2 separate regions of the Homo sapiens genome follow, and region 2 is linked to region 1. Evidence: chromatin loops called from intact Hi-C (ENCODE). Cell type or tissue: Caco-2. All regions are shown on one strand. Links, peaks and the distances in the headings refer to the core of each region. The heading gives the core; the rest is flanking DNA. Region 1 overlaps SMARCAD1 (SNF2 related chromatin remodeling ATPase with DExD box 1). Region 2 overlaps SMARCAD1-DT (SMARCAD1 divergent transcript).

Region 1 (12,116 bases), core at 2,818-10,817:
TATTCTATAAAACATGACAAAAAATATTTTTAGTGGAAAGGATGAGAAAGTCCAAAAGCTATTTGAAATACTTGGGGCAAAAATGAAAATCCCATAAGCCAGAACTAAATCTAGGAAACTAAAATAAAACCATCTATTAGGAAAATACCACACGATTTTTATTCATGTCATCCTATTTAGCATATTTTTCCAAGTTATGACAAGAATCACATTAACAACTCTAAGTAATCACTGTGATCACAGTATTTCTAAGTTCAGCAAAAAGCTCAAGCAATAGTAATTAAGTGCTTTTTGGATATACTAAGATAACTAAATAAAATACAGTTTATAGCAATATACATTTTCCATATTTATCCTAGAATAACTTGGAAATATACAAAATATCCAATCTATTCTTAGCACTTCAAAAATGGCACTGTTAAATACTAAGTTTATTTGCATACTACTCTATATTTTTCACAGGGACAAAATTCATAATCACAATATGATCTCCTACTCCCCCTACTTTGTGCTTTTCAGGGGAAAGATCTATTCATAAGCAGCAGTATAGATAACAATCAGTGTCTTAAGGAGGTTCTATTAGAACTTTTAGCTAAAATACTTTTATTTTTAAATGCAACCAAAAATTATAGGCCATAAACCAATCTCATGCTGATTGTAGTATGTGTGTGTAATACATTGAAATGTGAGAGAAACCCAACAAATTAATCAGGAAATAAGGAATGAACATACATTAGGTGCCATTTATGTGCTAGTAACTATTAGATACCTTTTATTCAGTAACTCATTAAATCCTCGTAACAACTACCAAGACTAGCCTACCAAATCTAGATGAAAAAACTAAGGTTCAATTTCCAACATCACAAAGCTGGGTAAGAGAAAAATTCCATGCCCTTTTCACTGTATAACTAGTACCTCCCTAAATAAAATAATTTAAGACCTTAAAAGTTCAAAATACACTTTTTTTTTTCTGTAACCAACTACCATTTCTTTTCTTTCTTTTTTTTTTTTTTTTTTAACAGAAATTACTGTAACTGTTGAATTATCTGGGAGATAGACACAGCCCTGTCCTTGTGGTCTACGAACATTGGGAAACACAAGTAACAATTTCAAGCATAACCTCTGGTATAAACAAGGGAAACAACAAAAGTTCATGGGCACTCATCACAAAAAGACTAATAAAATCTAAGACCTAGTAATTCCTTATGGAGTAAGAAGCCAGAAATAATAAAAGAACTGTTTTAATGGAAAGATAAATTCACATGTCAGAACCTAGAGAAGCAACAGACAAGTCTGAACAGGAAGGCAGTAAGGGTATGAATCATTTTAATGCGTTCTAAACTGAACTTATGGGCATTAAAAAGCTATTGAAGGGTTTTAGAGAGTTCCTGTTTAGAAAGAACTCTATGAGAGTAATGTGAAGAAGGCTTGAGAGCAAAAAACTATTAAGAAGGCTTTGAGTTGAGAGACAATAGTGGTCTGTGTTGGACACGGAGAAACTGATAAGATTCACGATCTTCAGGAGGTAGAACCCATTAAGTGTGGGGAGATGAATGAAGAGTTAAGCCTGACTCCCAGACTTCTGGCTTCAATGCTAACAGATTAGTGGTACCATCTATTGAGATTAAAATTTACCAAGATGGCAAAGGAAGTCTGTTTCTGGATATATTAAATTTGGGGCAGCTACCAAATTTTCGAGAAAGAGCCAGTGGTTAGTTAAATAAAGATCTGTATCTTAGGGAAGAGATGTAAGCTGGAGAAAAAGATGCCACACAGGTGACCATCAAAGTCAAAGATGCTGATGAGATTACCTAAGGAAAAGCACATGAAATTGGAGATTAGAAGACTGAGAGCAAAACCTTGAAGAACACCAACATTTAGAAGCATTTAAAAAGACAGAGCAAGAAGAAATGTAGGATGTGGTATCAGAGAAGCCAAGGAAGAAATAATTTCAAAAAGTGAAGTGTTAAGTTTTAACTGCCAAAAAACAATAAACTGGCCGGTTGTGGTGGCTCACACCAATAATCCCAGCATGTTGGGAGGCCAAGGCAAGAGCACTGTTTGAGCCTAGGATTTCAAGACCCGCCTGGGCAACATGGCAGAACTCCATCTCTACCAAAAATACAAAAAATTAGCCGGTGTGGTGGCACGTGCCTGTGGTCCCAGCTACTCAGGAGGCTGAGGTGGGACGATGGCTTGAGCCCGGGAGTCAGAGGTTGCAGTGAGCCAAGACGCCACTGCATTCCAGCCTGGGTGATAGAGTGAGACCCCGTCTCAAAAACAAACAAACAAACTTAATCTTTCACCAATTATAATGAATTTATATAAAATACACCACATGGTAAATAATTTCTATAGTATTTCTCATGGACAGTTCTGAGTAATTAAATACGTAACTATTCACAGTGGTTATAAATGTATAATTTTATTCATAATAGTTATGCTTTGAAGATATGTGCCAGAAACACATGGAGAGGTAAATATTCATCTAATAACATATTCACAATTCGGTAGAAATCTAAAGATGTTACTGTATTGTTGAAGGTTAGTGCCTAAGCATATTATGAGTTTAGTGATAAATAACAGTCAATATTTTCTGAGAAACAGATAAAAAGTAAAATGTGTACTGTGAAGATTCCTAACATGTAAGTCACACAACCATTATTAAGAAAACCAATGTTAGATTATACTAAGTGGATATATTCAAAGTGAAGCTGAAGCACACTGAATCTTTATAAAGCAATTACAGGTTTCTTTTTTTTTTTCACTTAAAAAAGAATATAGTACTATTCAAATATTTTCAAAAGCTGTGTTACACGAGAGGTAACTCTGAAAAAATTAGCATATTGTGATCTAATCTGTCATTATCATATTTTCTGCCACTGAACAGCTTTTTGAAGTGTAAAATTTCCTTCATAGCTGAAACTTCCTAATATAAAAAAAATTACAGCAGACATAAATCACAAATTCACTTAAGCTGTACCAATTTACACATTTAAGTTTGATGTCTTTTTATTTATTAAAAAAATTTTCTTCCTTTTACTTATTTTTTGAGAGCATAAATTAATTATGGTCATTTGGAAGCCACAAGAAAGGGTTAAAAGGTGGGGGTGACCAATCACTTTGAGAGCTGGAAAATTAAAGGAAAGAATAAACATTTATTCTGAATTTTGTATATGAACGGCAACATTTAGAGTGGTAGATGTAAGAAGTTCTTTTATAGATACTTCCTCAACAAGCAGCAATAACAGTATTAAAATATTATTTTTGCAGGCCAGCATGGTGGCTCACGCCTGTAATCTCAGCACTTTTGGGGCCGAGGCAGGTGGATCACTTGAGGCCCCAGGAGTTCAAGTCCAACACAGTGGAACCCTGTCTCTACTAAAAATACAAAAATTAACTGGGTGTGGTGGTGCACGCCTGTAATCCCAGCTATTCAGGAGGCTGAGGCACAAGAATTTCTTGAACCCAGGAGGCAGAGGTTGCAGTGAGCCAAGATCACGAAACTGCACTCCAGCCTGAGTGACAGAGCGAGAGACTGTCTCAAAATAAAAAAAAATAAAATAAAAAGTATTAATTTTGCAATGGCTAATGAATTATGGATCCAGACATGTAGCATCAACAGATGCTAATGTTACAAAAAGTAACAATCAGATATTACTGTCTTCTGATGAAAGAACACATCACTAACTATGTAATAATATTGGTGGGTGCATTTAACCTTCTAATGATCGTTTTACAGAAAGTACTAGTCCAGTGGAACATGTTAAACTACACTGGGGAGGTATAATCAGAAAAGTTTAGACAGGAGAGTTATAGAACAAATGACCCAGTTTCTTTACCAAAAACTGGAAAAACAGAAGGGGGAGAGAGAGAGGGATGAGGAATCTACAGATTAAAAGACCTATCAAGCAATCTTAATAAGTGGACCTTACTTGGATCTTAATTCAAACTAACAAACTATAAAACAAATGAACAAACACTATGGCATTTATGAGACAACTGGAAATTTGAACTCTGAATATTTTGATATTAAGACATTATTGATGATTTTTATTAGATATAAGAATGTTATGGTTTCTTCAGGAGATACACATTTAAAATTATAAGGATAAAATGATGTCTGAGATGTGCTTCAAAATAATATGATGGAAGGAAGTGGACAAGAGTATGGAAGAAACACATGGGGGTTCATTATAACACTGTGTGCTTAAATTTCTTGTAATAACAAAATGGGGGAGGCAATGAAGGGGAGTACAAGGTCATTCTTACTTCAGGACGCTTTAACAGTTAAGGGTTGGTTATGAGATTTTTAACTGAACTTCACTTTTTGGTTATTTTGAAGTTGAAATTTCAGAACAACTCCTTAGGACCCCTTAACACTCCCTACCTCTCCCCTCCCACACAGGTAAACCAACTTTAGAGATGATCAAAATGACTGCTGCTGATTTAGAATTTAGATCTATCTAATAACAATCCACTAACCACGAATGTAAAACAGCAGTAGACAGTTTTTTAAAGGAAAAAGAGTTTAATTGAATGAATTTACTGTGATTAGATTCTGCTGTGACAGTAAACCCAAATATCACAGGTTTAAATAAAGTTATTAATCTCTCATGTAAATAAAAATCTGAGGAACTGATTCAGATTTGGTATGTTGCTTCCAAAATTAAGGATTCTTCTAACTCTGTTGCTTCAATAACCTCAACATCCACCATCATATTGACCCTTCTACCGGCAGGAAGAAACAACACTTTCCAAAAGTTGTAACATACCACTGCTCACATCCCATTGGAATGAACTTTGTCAAACGATCACAAGGGAGGCTAAAACAGTTAGTCTTAATATATTGTGGGTAATGTGCCCATAAGCCCAGCCATAAATCTGATTTAAAAAGCTATAGGGTGGGCATGGATATTTAACAACAACAAAAAAAGAAGAATAGTTTGATTTTAGAAAGTTTGATTCAATATGGCTAGAACTTAGTGGACAAACAGAAAACAACAAATAGTTTCTTGGCATTTCATTAATAATATACACAACACTTGCAATGCAAATTATTGTGAATATCTGCAGCTAATGTTTTTAAAGAGCCAGGCAACTGATGGCATTTAATTTTTAGACTTTCCCATAGGCAGGCACTATAATTACACCCCACTTACAGATATTTGCTTACAGATATGTAAGCTGTTAGAAAATGACAGACAAGAATTCAAAATCAGGTCATCTAGCTTCACTATGTTATTCATCTATCACCTAGTATGCACTTACAAAACCAATGGAATAAAAAAAGTGGCATGCACTGAATTCAGAAACAAGAGACTCAAAATGAGAGAGACAAAAGGATTCTCCAGGATGACAGGAAAATGAAATGCTAAGGCCACTTCCAAATCAGAGCAGGTGATAAGATTCCTGATTTTCTAAAAGAGATGAAACTGACAGATTACCAGAGGTGTCTAAAATCTGACAGGCCCAGGTAATCCCAGCACTCTGGGAGGTGGAGGTGAGCGGATCACTTGAGGTCAGGAGTTCAAGACCAGCCCGGCCAACATCATGAAACTCCGTCTCTGCTAAAAATACAAAAATTAACCGGGTGTGGTGGTAGACGCCTGTAATCCCAACTACTCAGGAGGGTGAGGCAGGAGAATCGCTTATACGTGGGAGGCAGAGATTGCAGTGAGCTGAGATCGCATCACTGCACTCCAGCCTGGGTGACAGGGCAAGACTGTCTGAAAGAAGGAAAAGAAAAAAAAAAAATCTGATGGGAAATTTAGGCAACTGGAAAAGACTTTAGAGTTGACCTAATGACAAGTATATAGGAAAATAAAGAGAAAAACCGAGACAAATAACAACTAGGAAAAAAAATGAGAAAAAAATAAAAATCATGTAGTACACTACATGGTTCATCTATGAAAGGCATTTGCATAGTCATAACAATGTAGACACTAAAAATGATCTTCAAAATTACCATATTAACATATATTAACAGAACTGGGGAACAGAAAATGGGCATGTGAAGTGAGGTAGACAGTGAGAACTAAATCCTATTGTCTATAATATTAAGTTGATAGATAAGACCTACAAATGACAAAAAGTGCATTATAACTATATTACATAAAGATATGGAGGTGATCAGAACAATGAGACAAAAAGTCATGAAAGAAGTTATCTGCAGCATGGGCAACAGGCTGGGGAAAAGGGTGGATATAGATTTTTTTTTGTGGGGGCGGAGAACAAGCCTATAGAATTATTTGTTAATCTAAGTATATGTGTAAATAATAAAAGTATAAACATTAACAAAAAGTAAATAAACAATTTGGGGATGGGGAAAGAGGGGCTCTCACTTAAGGAAAGATGTAAGAACACTCTACTGCCACCATGTTACTGTTTTCTGAACACAAAAATCACTTAATCCTGTAAGTTACTTAACTTTCCCCCAAAAAAGATTTAAGAAATACAAAGTACCCTGTAAATGTGGGATCTATTAGTAAATCTGAAGTTACTGAAAACCACAGAAAAGATGATCCTGCTTACATGGTATGAAGTATACAAATGTATACATAAATAGATGATGCTCAAAACACCTTAAATGGTGGGTATCTTTGGTAGAATTTGGGGTAAACTTTACTTTTTCATTTCTGCACATGCTGTTTCAATTTTAGGTAAAACAAATCATTCTCAAAAAATGATAAATCTTTTTTTCAGGAGGAAGAAAGTTAAAAAGCTAATTGCTACTTCCTGAATAATTACATGAAAAAAACTCATCAATATGGCCCCAATCATATCTCTTCATTAAAAACTCAAGTGACTACTCAAAGGACTTTTTTCTTTCAAAAACAGTCAGCATCTGAAGTATCACTCTCTTGCCACAGTGTGTCACTCTTACTGTACAGATATTTTTGAATTTCCATAGGAAGGAGGAAACTGTTTAAAAGCAGATTTAATTTTCAAATCATTAAATCCCCACTTACCAAAAGACAGCCCTGAGGACAGAATCCCAAGCTTATTCATTATTATAAATACCTGGCAGCAGCCTACAAAGTACTCAAAATGTACTTGCAGATTTTTTTAATACAAACTTATCAAACTTACACAAATTAAAACAAAGCCTGAATATATAGTAATCTTACAAATAAATTCACTGGTGCCACCTTATTCAGAAGGAAGAAATATGTATTACCATGCTTTAAGTGGCCAATTTAGGCCAGGTATTTTACAGAAATCACCAGTTAAACAAAGCAAAGGACCAGATGCAGTGGCTCACGCCTGTAACCCCGGCACTTGGAGAGGCCGCAACAGGTGGATCACCTGAGGTCAGCAGTTCCAGCCCAGCCTGGCCAACATGGTGAAACTCCATCTCTACTAAAAATATAAAAATTGGCCAGGTGTGGTGGCGGGCACCTGTAATCCCAGCTACTAGGGAGGCTGAGGCAGGAGAATCGCTTGAACCCGGGAGGTGGAGGTTGCAGTGAGCTGAGATCATACCATTGCACTCCAGCCTAAGTGACAAGAGCGAAACTCTGTCTCAAAACAAAACAAAACAAAAACCAAAAAAGAAAATCCACAGTCTAGTAGATGAGAGTAACATAATGAGGAGCACAGTGTGTGACATGGACTAAACCTGAGTTGCTTGGTTATCAGCCAAGGAAAACTGGATCTACACTGATCTAAATGTTAACAAAGTAGATGCATATATGAAAGTTTCCAGGTTGAGTTACTGATGCATGTCGCATTGGTCAGCATAAAAACATTACTACTCTGATTAACATATAAAGATGCAACAGAGTAGTATTTTTCACAGACATAATAATATCCCCTCCCTACTGTGTGCAAGGCTAGACAAAAATCCAGTAAGTGGATGGTGAACTGATGCCATCAAATGTGTGAAATTTGGCAATAAAAATTCCAATTTTTACCACAATAACAGTACAAGTTTTTAAACTAATGACATTTTTGGCTTGCTGTATTTCTGAACCCTACTTGATTTAATGATGAGGTTTTCTCACAATAGGCACCTACATTACTGCTATTATGCAGAAAAACTGTAAGTAAAATGGAAAAAATTATGAAGAAAAATTTAAAAACAATATTTAAATTTTGACTAATAAATGATTATAAAGCTGAAGCATAAATATCCTTTTAGGTAATATACTTTAAAAAAAATCAAATTTTCCTCATGTAAAATGAGGGTGACTAAAATCTTGAGTATTTTAGTTTCAAAAAGCATAATTATCTGACAAATAAGTCATAGTAGTATAGAAAGGTAGTAACCTCTAAACTTACTGAAATTAGATTACCAAGTAGGTAATATTAATAAGTATATTATACTTACATTTTATATATATCTACTACACTTATATTACATTTATATGTCTACTACCTTGAAAACAACCCAATGATCTACAACTTTTCAAATGTTGTTTTAAAAGGCACAATATAATTTTCACATTCAAATTACTTTTATAATAAGACAATGAAATACTAATGATTACATTTAATCATTTAATAATCACCAACGTTAAAGAAACCTCACTTTTAACAAAAATTACTATTGTATATATGTACTTTATTCACGGGCTCAAGTATGCATTTTTTAATGAAATATTTATGAACTTTACAGTTTGTAAATAGAAATTCCCCAATTCTTAAGACTAAGTAAGATTAAACAATGATTTCAAGAAAGAGCAGACTATTTGTTAGCAGGTTGTTCTTAATATATTTAATACCTTGTAATTTTCATTAAAATATGACTGAGCAATATGATTAAAACCTCAACTAATTCTCAAGGAAATTTCTAAATATGGCAGCTATCAACACAAAACAATTTTTTTGGCTTTTGTTTCCTTTTGAAGTTGTTTAGAGGTACATTATCAAACCTCACTGATTAACAGGGAAAAAGCAAATTATATAGCTTTTAACTAAAAAATATGCATAATATTGACTTTTGATAATTTTATTAAGATATTAAATCTGCTCTAGGGTAGGGTTTGGGCTAAAAAAGTACTCTATAAATAAATCACATTTAAAATTCTAAAGGTTTTTAAAGTAGGAGCTCAAAGTTCTAAGCAAATTAAAATTTAAAGCATATCTGTATTTACTTGCTAATTTACACTATTAATTTGAAAAAGCTCATTCACCTACTTTGCTGTCTTCACTGAACTCAAGTAGAAAGTTTACTTTTCAGATACATTTAGACTGTTACATAAAATATTTCACATTTGGATGGATGGTTAGAACAAACAATATAGTCTTTATGTTCAACTTTTAGAAAGGGGCAAGATGTTAGGAGGTTTAAGTAAGTAATGCATAATCTCCAAATTCATGTCAAGACTAATTTAAACTCTGCTGATTAATTAGTAGGGGAAATATGCTTTCCACATGTTAAGTTGCTGAATATTTTTTAAAAACATCTGGCACATATACCTCTGGTAAAATTGTATAATTTACTTTTACTATAAGATATTCGGGCAAGTATTTACAGCAACTAAACAAACTAGTGCAGATAATTGCATATCTTATTAAATAAATTAGAATCTCAACAAGCCTGAGCAACCCAACTCTGCAACAACATAAGAGACCATTAAAGATTAAAAGAAAGAAGAAAAGGAAGAAAAGAAGAACAAGAAAGCCCTTCAGCAAATACTTTAACAAATAAATCACTCAGGCAAAGCCAAACAAGTTTTGAAAGGGCCTGCTTTGACAGATGTTCTCTGGAAAAGCAAAGGCTTCAGGCAAAACAAATGGTTTTATTATTATTTTTTAAAGCTATGGAATATTATTAATGTTGTTTCTGTATTTTTCAAATATTTTAATTAAAAAAATGTATTTACAACCATTGTTCAGGGACTCTCCCCTATTGCCACTTCAAGACACTTATCAGGGCATTTAATGCTCATTTAGATTTGTTTCAAGTATAAAATTAACCACAAAAGCAACTTTGCTCCCTAACTTAGGGAATAAAACTTCCTAAAAAATTTTATAAAGCATCAAGAGTCGCTGCATCTTTTAAAGCTGTAAAAAATCATCCATATTGCTTTTACAACAGGCCTATATACAATTCCTGCTATAAAAGCCCACGTAAGGGTTGAAGCAAAATTTAAGAGTTCTTATATTTATCTGTATGAATAAGATTTGATGACTGTTGGCATTCATAAAACTCAAAATGCAGGTATTCTGTATACAACCTGTTTATAGAAAGTCAAATTCCAGAAAATGATCATGCAAAGTGTACTTACCAGTGCTTATGCCTTCCCTTCACCTAACGCTTGAATTATAGGCTTCCAGAAATTTTTCTATCTTTCCAATTAAAAACGCTGCAGCCTGCTACACTCCATAAAATGGCCACGTTGCTTAACCAACAAAAACATGTTAGAGACTGAGCTGTTACTTTTAGAAGAAAAAAAGAAAATAAACAATTGCTTCTTTTGTGGTGAAGCATAAAACACTTAGGCTGGCATTTTGAATCATGGAGCTCCCCTGGCCGTTGCTATTGCTCTTCAAGTAGTTGTAGTAAAATTTCTGCCACATTCTTGCTTTCTGCATGGTGTCTCAGCAGTAACAGATCAGAACAGGCTAGCAAACAACTCCTTCCTAAATGTAAGCTCTAATTTCTTCTTCTGCAGTGAAATGAACGAAGTTTCTATGCAAAGGAATGAGTGACAGTATTCCCAGCCAATCAGCTTGGGTTTTTTCAGGAAAATCACCCCTTAATTCATTCAAAATTAGGTCATATGACACTATTTGAAATACTATTGGCTTACAATGAAAGTAATGTTTGACTTTACACAGGATAAGGCCACCCATCTATGCTTACCTGGGCTGAAGACAACTTGACTATAACCGGTACTGTGAATTAAATACACACACACATACAAGGGGAAAAAAAGAATAAAGCCTTACCAGAGCCTCCCAACTATTAAAGGGCCGGAGTTCTGTTATCTTCTGAGCCTTTTTCTGAGAACACTGAGGAATCAAAGTAAGTTCACCAATTGAAGCATCTTGAAGGAAGTGAAGAATTTTACCTTTATAGCCATCCTCCATCACTTCTTCACCACTACTATAGTCCTCATCTAGTGAACTACCGACATCAGAACCTGAATCATATTCAGAGTCTTCAACAACTCTCTTTGGATTAAAAACATTTTTTTTACGTTTCTTGTTAAAGCCATTTTGTGCTTTCATTGAAAATTTCTGTTTTAGTTTTGTTTTAGTTGCATTTTTAGGGTAATTTTGACTTCTTGAAGAAACTTCTTTTCCATTTGGAACCTCACTTTGTGATACATATTGCATATCTGTATATAAAAGACAAAAACAGTAACTAAATTAGAAATACATAAATATAAAGATAGACTTCAAATAAAAACTTAAAACATTTACCTATTCCTATTGAATACAGAAGAATTCAACGACAATTTATTGTTAAATTTGATACACTTTAAAAATACTTAAGTAGAATTTGAAGTTAAACAATTGTTTCAAAAGCAGGTGATAACTTGTTTTTAAAATGAATTAAATATAAATCTCTGTTTTCTAACAAAGGTCCTGAGAACACAAATGGCAGCTGCGTATCTGTATGATGTCTCAGATATTCCTAGCAGCCCCACTCAACTATGCCAACACTGAAGAATATAGCAGAATGATGCTTACACTACTATAAAGCTTACTAATAAAAAGTGTGTATGTTTCAACTATCCATAATTTTCCAATACTATCTTCAATATTCTAAGTTGCATCGTTACTTAAAAAATTATTCAAATAGGCTGGGCATGGTGGCTCACGCCTGTAATCCCAGCACTTTGGGAGGCCGACGCGGGCAGATCACAAGGTCAGGAGTTCGAGACCAGCCTGACCAACATGGTGAAACCCTGTCTCTACTAAAAATATAAAAATTAGCCAGGCATGGTGGTGCATGCCTGTAATCCCAGCTACTCAGAAGGCTGAGGCAGGAGAATCGCTTGAACCTGGGAGGTGGAGGTTGCAGTTAGCCGAGACTGTGCCACTGCACTCCAGCCTGGGCGACAGAGCAAGACTCCGTCTCAAAAAAAATAAAAAATAAAAAAAATTATTCAAATACAGTATTATCAAAAAGCCCCACTACTTTATCACTGATTATCAGT
Region 2 (12,116 bases), core at 1,585-9,584, 130 kb after region 1:
GGGGGAAAATGTGCCCCACACTTTTTATGTTTTTTACATTTTATTTATTTATTTATTTTGAGACAGGGTCTTGCTTGGTTGCCCAGGCTGGAGTGCAGTGGGATGATCTTGGCTCACTGAAGTCATGAACTTCCAGGCTCAAATAATCCTCCCACCTCAGCCTCCTGAGTAGCTGGGACTACAGGTGTGCAGCACCAAGACCGGCTATTTTGTTTTATTTTTGTAGAGACAAGGTATTGCCATGTTGCCCAGGCTGGTATCAAACTCCTGAGCTCAAGCCATCTGCGCAACTCAGCCTCCCAAAGTGTTGCAATTACAGGCGTCAGCGACAGCTCCTTGCAGCCACACACTTTTCAACAACCAGATCTCATGAAAACTCTCTCACTATTGTGAGGACAGCACCACATCATGAGAGATCTGCCTCCAAGATCCAATGACTTCCCACCAGGCCTCACCTCCAACATTGGGGATTACAATTCAACATGAGATTTAGAGGGGAAACATCCAGACTATATCACTGGGTGAGTCAGTGAGTGATTGGTGTGTGAATGTAAGGGCCCAGGACATCACTGTACATTAGCATAGACTTTAGAAACACTGTACACCTAAGCTACACTAAATTTGTAAAAATAGTAACTGTGCTACAACTTTATGACAGCTAGACGTCACTAGGTGATAGGAATTTTTCGGCTCCGTTATAATCTTATGAGACCACTGTCGTATATGCGGTTCATCATTGACTGAAATGTCATTCTGTAGCCCGTGACTGCATTTCCGTATCAGATTCTTATTACTATTCCTGTATTACTAATATTATTTTCAAGAGACTCAGAGGTGAAGCACACAGATTTATGAGTTAGGACTACTGGCTAAAACCTTACTCTACCATTTCCTAATTGTGTGGCTTTGGGCAGTTAACCTCTCTCTGTGCCTCATTTTCCTATATGTAAAATAAGGATAAAATAGAACCCACATTGTAAGGTTGTTGTAAGGATTAAATGAACTAATTTAGGTATGTATACCACTTAAAACTGCATCTATATTTTTTTGTAAGCACTCTCTAAGTCCCAGCTATTATTGCTGCTGCAAAAACAGCAGTACAGTAGTTCCCCCTCTGTGCGGTTTTGCTTTCTGCTGTTTGTTACCTGTGATCAACTGTAGTCTGAAAATATTAAATGAAAAATTGTAGAAATAATAAATTCTGTGGTCTTCCATTGCACACTGTTCTGAATAGTGTGATAAAATCTTTTGCTATCCTGCTGTCTCCCTCCCAGGACGTGAATCATCCCTTTCCCCAGCATATCCACACTGCGGCTGCGACCGGCTGCCTGCCTGTTATTTGCTTTAGCCCTCTCAGCAGATTGATTGACACAGCATCACAGTTGTTGTATTCAAGCAACTCTTATTTTGCTTAATAATGGCCCTGCAGTGCAGGAGAAGTGATGCTGGAATATTATTAGAATTGTTTTTTATTTTATTGTATTTTATTATTAGTTATTGTTAATCTCTTACTATGTCTAATTTAGAAATTAAACTTTTTCATAGGTATGTATGTATAGGAAAAACATGGTCTATATAGGATTCAGTACTATCTATGGTTTCAGGCATCCACCCGGAGTCTTGGAACATATCCTCCACGAAGAAGGGGGTACTACTCTACTAATACTGCTACCATGTTTGTGTAGTGCTTTAGACATTACATAAGGCTCTCATACCTGAGACCTAAAGAAATCCTGTGGTGTAGGCGTCCCAATGTGGGACACCTTTCCTAATTCACCATCAGGGTAACAGCTGAAACTCCTATAACAAAAGACAGGTTAACAAGGGAAAAGCATAACACATTTACGTTATCAAAGTTTTATGTGACACAGGAGCCTTCAGAAATGAAGACCCAAAGACCCAGGGAAAACTGTTTATTTCTATGGTTAGGTTTGATGAAAAATAAACAGCAGTGTAGAAATATGATTGGATAAAAGAGTATGATCTAATGGTAATAGATTGAGCAGGGGAAACCCAGGAAGGCCTGTCTATTCAGATTCTTCTTGGCCTCTCTGTGCAGGATTCCTTTCCCTAAAGTATGGGGCGGGCAGGTCAAGGCTGCAGTGAGCTGTGATGGCGCCATTGCACTGTAGAGTGAGACCCTAGACCTTTTTTTTTTAAAAAAAAAAAAAGTATGGGGCAGGACCTCCCTGGAATGAGGGTCTTATGACCTACTTTCACAGAAGGTAGGTCAGAGAATTTCTTTTCTTTTCTTTTCTTTATGGCCAGCTCTCACACAGAAAGGTAGGGGAAGGTCAGGGTGACCATCTTGCTTCTGAGGCCCTCCCAATCTCTTTCAGCTCAAAGTTGTTGGGGTAGTATTTTCTGAGCCCCAGCTAATACTAAATACTAAAATAATTTGCAGCTATGTGTATAAAATGCATTTGTGTTACGTTACAGCATTTTGCCATGGCTGCTTGCATAGGAGAGTGCTGAAATGGCCAAAGTAGAGCAATCCCTCCCATTCCCAATGTCACAGAGCAACTCCATTCACTCCTCCCCGCCCTCCCTTCCTTTTTCCTTCTTTCCTTCTCTTTTCATCCTTCAACATCTTGTATACTTGGGGGATCTCATCGTGAACTAAGGGTATGCAGGCCTTGAACTCATGAGCATAGTCTAGCTATATGACAACCATGTGCTGTGTGCTCACTTTTCTTTTCTTTTTTTTCTTTCTTTCTTTCTTTTTTTTTTTTTTTTTGAGACATTGTCTCACTCTGTCACCCAGGCTGGAGTGCAGTAGTGCCATCTGGGCTCACTGTAACCTCTGCCTCCCGGGTTCAAGGGATTCTCCTGCCTCAGCCTCCCTAGTAGCTGAGACTACAGGCATGCATCACCATGCACGGCTAATTTTTGTTATTTTTTGGTAGAGACGGGATTTCACCATGTTGGCTGGGCTGGTCTCAAACTCCTGACCTCAAGTAATCTGCCTGCCTCGGCCTCCCAAAGTGCTGGGATTACAGGCATGAGCCACTGCACCTGGCCCTGTGTACTCATTTTCATTATCACTCCATCAGCTACAGAAACATTGACTTTCTGGTGCAGAGGATGTTTCTTGGATGCTGAAGAAAACACAAGCTCTGGCAGTTCATCACTTTTTTCCTTCTACCTACAAAAACCCTACTTAACCTAAGTATTTTGTAGTCTTTTTTTCCTGCTTTTTTTTTTTAACTTTTTCTTTTTCACGCTGAAAGAAATGAAAAAAAAATTCTAAAATTAATTCCCAAGAAATTGCCTAATTTTATTTTTAATGTGTTTATTTATAATGCCATTAAGTTTTCATAATAATAGGCATTTTAGTAAATTTCACCTAGTTTCATAATCACATAATCATTCTTCTTTTGTTGTTTAGGTTGTTTCTAATTTCTTACTTTATAATGCTGTGAGCAATATTTTGATGTTTACAGCATTCTCTCTAATTTTCTTTCTGTTGGGACAAATTTCCAAGACAACAGTTCTTAAGAAAAAGTGTATGAATATTTTCATAGCTTGAGACCGTCACCTTTTTTCAAAGTATACCTTTGCTAACATTATAGTCATTATAACTAAATTTTGCTCATTTTAATTGTCCTAAAGTCTTGTTTCTAGGAATTCTTTTGCTCTATGAAGATGACCTTTCCAAGATCCTAATGTGCAGGCTTACCACTATAAACTTTTTGACTATTTTTATTGTCTTTTCTAAGGTAAATTGAATATTCAGAAAGTTTGAAATCATTAAACCTTATTTCTGCTTTTTTTTTGGTAAGGAGTTGTGAAAATTAGCTAGAATGTTTGCTAAATTTAATTTTTTTTTTTTTTTTTTTTGAGATGAAGTCTTGCTCTGTCACCCAGGCTGGAGTGCAGTGGAGCAATCTCGGCTTAATGCAACCTCTGTCTCCTGGGTTCAAGCGATTCTCCTGCCTCAGCCTCCCAAGTAGCTGGGATTACAGGTGCCTGCCACCACACCTGGCTAATTTTTGTATTTTTAGTAGAGACAGTGTTTCACCATGTTGGTCAAGCTAGTCTCGAACTCCTGACCTCAGGCAATCTGCCCGCCTTGGCCTCCCAAAGTGCTGGGATTACAGGCATGAGCCACCACTCCTGGCTGCTAAATTTAAAGAGATAAAATAACTATTCATTTAGTTTACTGTATGTCCCTAAGGTCAGGAATAACGTGTTTTTTAGAAATGGTAGATTAACAGCAAATTTTGTTAAACACAAATATTACCTTAAACATTCACTGAGTCTTTCCATTAAATTTTCTCATTTATTCATTTATTTCAGAAAGATGTGGAAGATTATGTGCAAAGGGATATCATTATAAGGGAACACAGAGCTTTCCCTTTAAGAAATACTATTGTGCACTTAAGAAGCCACTGCAAAACTTTTAGAGTGAGGTGTCTTTTAGGAAGCAGAAGAGATATTTCCAAATTTACAAAAGTCTCATGGAACAACGTATAGATGATTATTTATCTACCTCAGAAATGAACAAGAGGGTTTCCAAGTAAATAAGTGTCTTATTTCAAATTTTCTCAAGTCATTAAGACATTAACTTTGGGAGTATATAATTTTCTTCATGGATTTACAGATTATTTAAGGGTCTTTCCTCCACATTTTGAACAATAGATGGAAAGATACTAAGTTATGTGTGAACTGTATCACACATGTATCACAGGAACATGACCATTTTAGTTCCTCAGTTTAACCTACAACTAGTCTCTATTACTTTGACCACTGGATTATTACGTAAGAATTTTAATTTACAGTGTTACTTGATGTCCACTAGGGGGGACCAAACCACGAACAGAATATATGCTTCTATTATTTCTCCAGGTGGTGAAAAACCCAAGCCATTTCAGATGGCCCACTTGAAATCACAAATTAGTCTTCAGTGTTTCCTATTTCTAAAAGGCTAACTCTATCAGGATATACAAGCAAATGTATGAAAATATTGGGGAGTCAATATTAGACATATAATATTTTAGAGTAAAGCTAAAGCTTGCCAAGAGTCTTTGATAACTTGAAAATTTATCAATTCTTAGAAAAACAATAAACTATTTTGAAATTGCTCAACTTTTAATAAATACCACATTTATACATTTTTTAAAAACCTTGACTTATTTGACAAGAAGATGAAGGTGAATTTTGAAATATGACTCTATAATGTAGTATGTGAATGTATTTGGGGTCATGATAAATATACAGAAGATTTTATTGGAACAATGTTGTTTATTGGGACAACTTTATCAGTGAATAACTTAAAATTAATAAAGCCTACAACATTTTTGTAATTCTGTAATTTAAAATGCCATGGTTTGAAAATATTGTTTTCCAAAATAAAGTTCATGTGTATCTTAGGACTCTGTGAATTTTAAGTTCACTATCTCTGTTATTACTTGAAATCTCTGATTTGTAAGATTTTCATGATATGAAGCAGTATATTTTGCATAGTTCACAAAATGTTCTAACAAATGTGAAAGCATTTTCATATTTTGTGAAAATATTACAAGAAAAATAAAAATATTTTATGTCATGTAAGTATAATTTAAGAAACTTAGGTTGCAATAATTTTCAAAATAAAAAGTAAGCACACAGAAAAGTATCACTGTGTAGAACTATAGGTCCTAAACAATTTATTTTTATATGAGCAGCTTGAATTTTACTGCCAAATTCATTTAAAAAAATCAGACAATGTGGAAAATAAAAACATGACTTGTTTAAAACAACAAAAACAATCACGACAAAACCATTAAACCACAAAGATCTATCATGTATCAGATCTATTTCTCTGCAAAATACAGAAAAATATTGCAGAAACTAAATGTCCACTAGATGCCACACTTCCTTTGCTGAGTTAAGCAGTACTTTGACTCCTGACAAGCTTTATGCAGATGCTACTGTATTTGGTAACGGTAACAGGACCCCAACTCAATTGTCTTTTCCCTTACATTCTTTCGCTCCTACTATGATATACCTAATCATCCAAAATTTGCTTAGTAGTGGTACGTTATAAAGTTCTGCTGAGATTCTTAGGCACAAGTACAGAGAATTATATTTGCTGACTTTAAAGATCAAGTCAGAGTTAACATCCCTCATTTTGGAGCACTGTGTGTGTGTGTGTGTTGTGATGACAGCTAAAGACTTTTTTCTTCCGACCATTTGATTTTTAAATTTACATGTTATTTTTTTCATTTTGTATACATATTCTCTATTTCCTCCCTCAAGAAAAACATAGAAAGGCCAATTTTTTAAAAAATATAATAAGGAGAAGTAACTTAACTTTTTGGAAAACTACGTTGAATGAAACTGACTAAATTGTCTTTAGAGACACTGACATTTATTTTGTTTTCAGAGATCATTAAAATGGAAAAAAATAACAGTCTTTCCGTTTTCTTTGACATTTTTCGTAGGTTGAATTCAATAATAAAATGAATAGAAATCAGTAAATAGGAGAAGTACAAGGCATTATCCCACAAGCTCCCACTCCATGTTATGAAACAAGGCTAACAGGACTACTAAGTATTGAGAATATTTACACTGAACTTGAACCACAAGTATTTGATGTAGCTGTGAATTGTCATTTATGACATCTCCATGGAAATTGAACCTGAGATTAGCATTTGATGATATAAAATAAATAATGTATCTTAATCATGTGATAGTGTGAGGCCAGTCTTCTGTCTTCCTCCAGATTACCAGTCACCTAAGCAATTTTTCCCTAGAGCAATTATAACTTTATGGCACTGTGTTTTCCCTACTTCCAAAATCTTTTGAGGATTTCATCACTATATCTAATCACTAAGAAATCTGCAGTGAATTTAAAAAACTGCACCTAATCTGACTTCAGTTGTTGAAGTAGCTAGTGAATTTTACCGCTTAGTGTGTATTTTTTTCTAAATTAATGTGTTTTGAAAATTAATTTTCAGATCAGTCCCTTTCTTTGTAACCCGTATGGAAGACTCTCTCTCTTCTTCACCCCTGTTTCTCTCTGTAACTGACATAAACTAAACTAAACTATTGGCCAATCAATTCTAGAGAGGAGGAAAATACCAAACAGATCTTCAATCTAAAACAACAACGACAACAGCAAACAAAAAGCAAACAAATCAATGCAATTGCTTTGATTGGAAAATCTAGATAATCTGTATATATACAATAGGAGGTTATCAAAATAAATTACCGTTTTTTCATTCCTAGTAATTTTTTCCCACAAACATAGCATCTGTTGTTAAATACTTCATTAAGTGGGAAACTTAAACAATTTGTGGTCATTTTCCCAAGGAAACTTGAAGAAATAAATTAATCCAAACATGGCTCTGTTTAAAGGGCTCAAGTAAACAAAGCGAGATAATTCTGACACCTCCTAAAAGCTGATCTAAGAACAGATTTTGTCTGTAAATTCTAGTGTCTCTATGAGTATCTTTAATAGTATACACTATTAACTATTTAATAGTATACATTAAAAAGCCCAAAGGGCTATTTAGAAATGAAGAAATCTTGGGGACTTGGAGTCCCCAAAAAACACTTTTTCTCCTCATCTGAAAGATGAAAGTATGGTAGAGATACTATAATTTGTCCTGTAACTTATTTCCATTGAATTCTAAGAGTTAAGTGGATTCTGCCTTAATGATACACTTTAACTTTAACCCTCTCATTTTCTAGGAAATGTATCTGTATCAGAAATCATCCAGAAAAAAAATTGCTGGCAGTCAATGTAACTGAGCAGCAAGAATATGGTTTGCATCATCTAGGCATTGAGGAGAATAATAAATGAAGTCCTCAGAATTCTTTTTAAAAGTTAGAGGTAAGATACACGGCTGCACGTTGATGAAAGTTAGAATGTGTTTAGATCTGGATCCTGCTAAAAAATTAGGTCAAGGGTGCAGGGCAGCAGCCTGGTGTATGTCTTGGGGTGGGGGGGATGCTCTCCTTAAGCAATCAGTAATATCTTAAAAATTTAAAACCCTGGCCGGGCGCGGTGGCTCACGCCTGTAATCCCAGCACTTTGGGAGGCCGAGGTGGATGGATCATGAGGTCAGGAGTTTAAGATCAGCTGGGCGTGGTGGTGGGTGCCTGTAATCCCAGCTACTCGGGAGGCTGAGGCAGAGAATTGCTTGAACCCGGGAGGTGGAGGTTGCAGTGAGCCGAGATGGCGCCACTGCACTCCAGCCTGGGCTACAGAGCAAAACTCCGTCTCAAAAAAAAAAAAAAAAAAATTGAAAACCCTAATAGTAGAACACTTCACTGTTCAACTCTTCTAACAATACAGAAGTATTAATAGGATATTTCAGTAAGGTCTCAAGTTGGAGTACAGTAAGTTAGTGTTGATACTTTTTCTATAGGTATGTGTATATTATAGAAGAGTGATTTGAATAATTATATTTTTTATAATAATAATATTCATTACCTCCTTACTATGTATACACATTCCCTCCAGGTCTTTGAGTACAAAAGGAGGACTTAGAAAGTCATAAAGTTCTTTATATCTTTCTCGAAGACAAGAAGGGCCTAGATCTTGGGCACTCAAATTGCCTTTTTGGTTTCCCTGGGTCAGTAAATATCATTATCTGTATTTGCTCTTCTGTGCCTATTGTCCCTCGCCACTACCCTGCCCAACAGTCAGCAGACTCAACCAACTATCTATAAAAATGGTGAGAAAATAGAAGTTAAATCTTTAGCAGTTTACCTCTTAGGTTTAAGATTTGGCCGGTCCTCAAAATTACCCTAAAGGAAATATTACTCTTCCTTCCAAGATCATCACTAAACTGATGGCAAACAAGTTTGAGCTTAGTTGTTTCCCAGAACATATTTGTCCCAAACAATGTCTTGTTGTGAGTTGGCATTCTCACCGGGTTCTCCAAGAAGTGTATAGGTGAACCCAAATTTTGTATGAAATGTTCCACTTTCCTTATGGGATCACCATTAATTCCTTCAAGTCCTTTCTGTCTCTCTCCATCCCAGGTCTAATGCTTAAATTCTTCTGAGACCTTATATGAGGTGAACAGTTCACATATAATAAAAGGATGGAGTCTAATGCCAAATGAATATGGTTATATAAGTGCAAGGTAGAAATAGTCTGAAAAAGATATAAGCTCTGTGGATTTAAAACTGGCCTAATGCATGTAGAGAGATATGAATGTAGCAAGGAAAGGATCATACCTCCAAAATTTTGGCCAAGTCACATCTATAAGGCATCAGACCCAATATATTCCAAAAGAGTACAAAATTGATTAAGAGCTCAAAGTGAAGAGAATTTATTAGTGAATATTAAATGCTAAAATTAATATTTAAAGTCATCGATTATTGTTGATTTTATCACTGATTTTTTTTTGCGAAAGAAATTTTGCAATGTGAAAACAAGGCCCTGCTAGACAATAAAGTCTTATAGTGCTATTAAAATAAAATGGTGGGATATTGGTACAAGGACAGGTATACACATTTATGGAATTGAATAGGTAGCCTATAAAATGGGAAGAATACATGATCATTACTTTGTCTCTTTCTCTTATCACTAGTTATTCCATTTATCTTTAATTTATTATTTTTCTATCCCTCTTTTATCTATCTAATCTATATATTTGTCATGTTTCTTCTTTTTTATTTGAGATGAGCACAGAGAAAACATATATATAAAATCAAGAACTAAAGCCAGCACTATAAAAATATGAATAAGAATTTAAGAATAGGGAGGAATTTTCCTCCACTGTATACGGACAAAAAAGGTCCATTTAGATTGGCTTTGAGCTTCAAGGCAGCCAAAGGGAAAAGAGATAAAGTCCATTATATATTTCTAGTGTAAAAGAGAAAAAAAATCTTATTTTTTCAGGAAAAGCAAGACATCTCCTAGTAAGCTTTACAAGAAATTTCTCACATAGAACTCCATAAAGGGACAACAGAATATAGTGGCACCATCTCAGCTCACTGCAACCCTTGCCTCCCGGGTTCAAGCAATTTCCTGCATCAGCCTCCCGAGTAGCTGGGACTACAGGCACGTGCCACCACACTTGGCTAATTTTTTTGTATTTTTAGTAGAGATGGGGTTTAACCATGTTAGCCAGGATGGTCTCGATCTCCTGACCTCGTGATCTGCCTGCTTCGGCCTCCCAAAGTGCTGAGATTACAGGCATAAGCCACTGCGCCTGTCCCAAGAAACAGTTTTTTAAAAGACTATATCTTAGATTAGGCCAGGCATGGTGGCTCATGCCTGTAATCCCAGCACTTTGGGAGGCCAAGGTAGGTGGATCACCTGAGGTCAGGAGTTCGAGACCAGCCTGACCAACATGGTGAGACCTCATCTCTATTAAAAATACAAAAATTAGCCAGATGTGGTGGCACGTGCCTGTATCCCAGCTACTTGGGAGGCTGAGGCAGGAGAATTGCTTGAACCAGGGAGGTTGCAGTTAGCAGAGACTGTGCCATTGCACTCCAGCCTGGGCGACAAGAGTGAAACTCCATCTCAAGGGGGAAAAAAAAGACTGTATCTTTTTTAGACTGTATCTTAGATCATTTTTCACTAAAAGCTAATGACAAAACAGAAGAATAGAAATTCTTATACAAGAGAATTATAAACTAGTGTTTGCCATATGTGGTAGGCAGGATTCTAAGATGTCCTTCAAGATTCCCATCCTCTGGTGCACACGTTCTGAATAATCCCTTCTGCTTGCATGAGGCTGGGACTTGTGGATATAATGGGACGTCACTCCTTGATTATGTTTCATTACCTGGCAAAAGGGATTTTGCAGATGTAATCAAGGTCCCTAGTCAGTTGATTGAGGGTAGGCCTGACCTAATCAAGTTAAGTGCTTAAATAAGGTGGAGAGATTTTTCTCCTGGCCTTACAGGAGCATGCTGTCATGTTGTGGAGAGGGCCATGTGACACGCAACTGTGGGATGCCTCTGAAAGCTGAGAAGGAGCAGGGCGTGGTGGCTGATGCCTGTAATCCCAGCACTTTGGGAGGCCGAGGCGGGTGGATCACGAGGTCAGGAGTTCAAGACCAGCCTGGCCAAGATGGTGAAACACCATCTCTACTAGAAATACAAAAATTAGCCAGGTGTGGTGGTAGGCACCTGTAATCCCAGCTATTTGGGAGGCTAAGGCAGGAGAATCACTTGAACCTCAGAGACGGAGGTTGCAGTGAGCCAAGATCGTGCCGCTGCACTCCAGCCTGAGTGACAACTGAGAAGGGCCACCACTTGGCAGCCTCCAAGAAAGGAGGACCTCAGGCTTACAACTGCAAGGAACTGAATTCTGCTAGTAACCAGTGAGCTTAGTAAAGGAGCCTGAAACTTAGGTAAGATTGCAGTCCCATTAATGCCTTGACTTCAGCCTTGTAGGACACTGAACAGAGAACCAGCAGTGCCATGCTGGACTTCTAAACTACGGATTCAGGTAAGAAAAATGGGTGTTTTAAGCTGTTAAATTTGTAGTAATACATAACACAGCAAGAGATAACAAATATACTGTGCTTGGAAAACCTACACAGACCAATAAATCTCCTCAAAATATTTGTCCCAACTTTCTACATTGACAAGTAAGGAAATAATCCACAGTAACAACTATTATAGAAGTTGAAAACTGGTGCCCGTGGCCTGAATTCAGCACTAGATGTATACTGTTTAGCTTGCACTGTTAAAAACATGTTTAAAAAATTCAGTTTTCAGTATCTTAAAATTGAGAAATTATTCCTGGCACAAAAAATGTCTACGTCTGGTTTCTCTTCTTTTTTTTTTTTTTTGAGACGGAGTTTCGCTCTTGTTGCCCAGGCTGGAGTGCGTTGGCGGGATCTCGTCTCATTGCAACCTCTGCCTCCCAGGTTCAAGCGATTTTCCTGCCTCAGCCTCCCAAGTAGCTGGGATTACAGGTGCGCACCACCACGCCCAGCTGATTTTGTATTTTTAGTAGAGATGGGGTTTCTCCAAGTTGGTCAGGTGGTCTCCAACTCCCAACCACAAGTGATCCACCTGCTTCGGCCTCCCAAAGTGCTGGGATTACAGGTGTGAGTCACTGCGCCTGGCTCTGGCTTCTCTTTAAAAACAAAAAGGAACAGTGAGCCTTGATTCTATTTGGAAATAATTACCTAGACCAAGAACTTAGTTTCTTC

The links. A loop is a pair of places that touch in the nucleus more often than their neighbours do. Peaks named below come from ENCODE experiments on the same cell type or tissue, not always from the same donor. Only the 100,000 strongest peaks of a DNase experiment are listed, where the experiment ranks them.
Region 2: a loop joins it to region 1, with 8 times the contacts of the local background. A loop is called at or near these places in 3 of 110 quality-filtered maps.

Annotation. Positions count from the first base shown.
Region 1 is chr4:94,251,791-94,263,906 of GRCh38, reverse strand. It overlaps SMARCAD1 (SNF2 related chromatin remodeling ATPase with DExD box 1), which reads right to left. Exons shown (of 24, transcript NM_020159.5): 9 at 10,900-11,291. Among named protein-coding and RNA genes, the nearest start is that of SMARCAD1, 50 kb to the right of the region's middle. In Caco-2, for the core only: a CTCF peak has its summit at 6,868; no DNase peak of the experiment used is centred there.
Region 2 is chr4:94,120,604-94,132,719 of GRCh38, reverse strand. It overlaps SMARCAD1-DT (SMARCAD1 divergent transcript), which reads left to right. Exons shown (of 9, transcript NR_125922.1): 7 at 7,678-7,819. Among named protein-coding and RNA genes, the nearest start is that of SMARCAD1-DT, 81 kb to the left of the region's middle. In Caco-2, for the core only: a CTCF peak has its summit at 4,805 (motif pointing right); no DNase peak of the experiment used is centred there.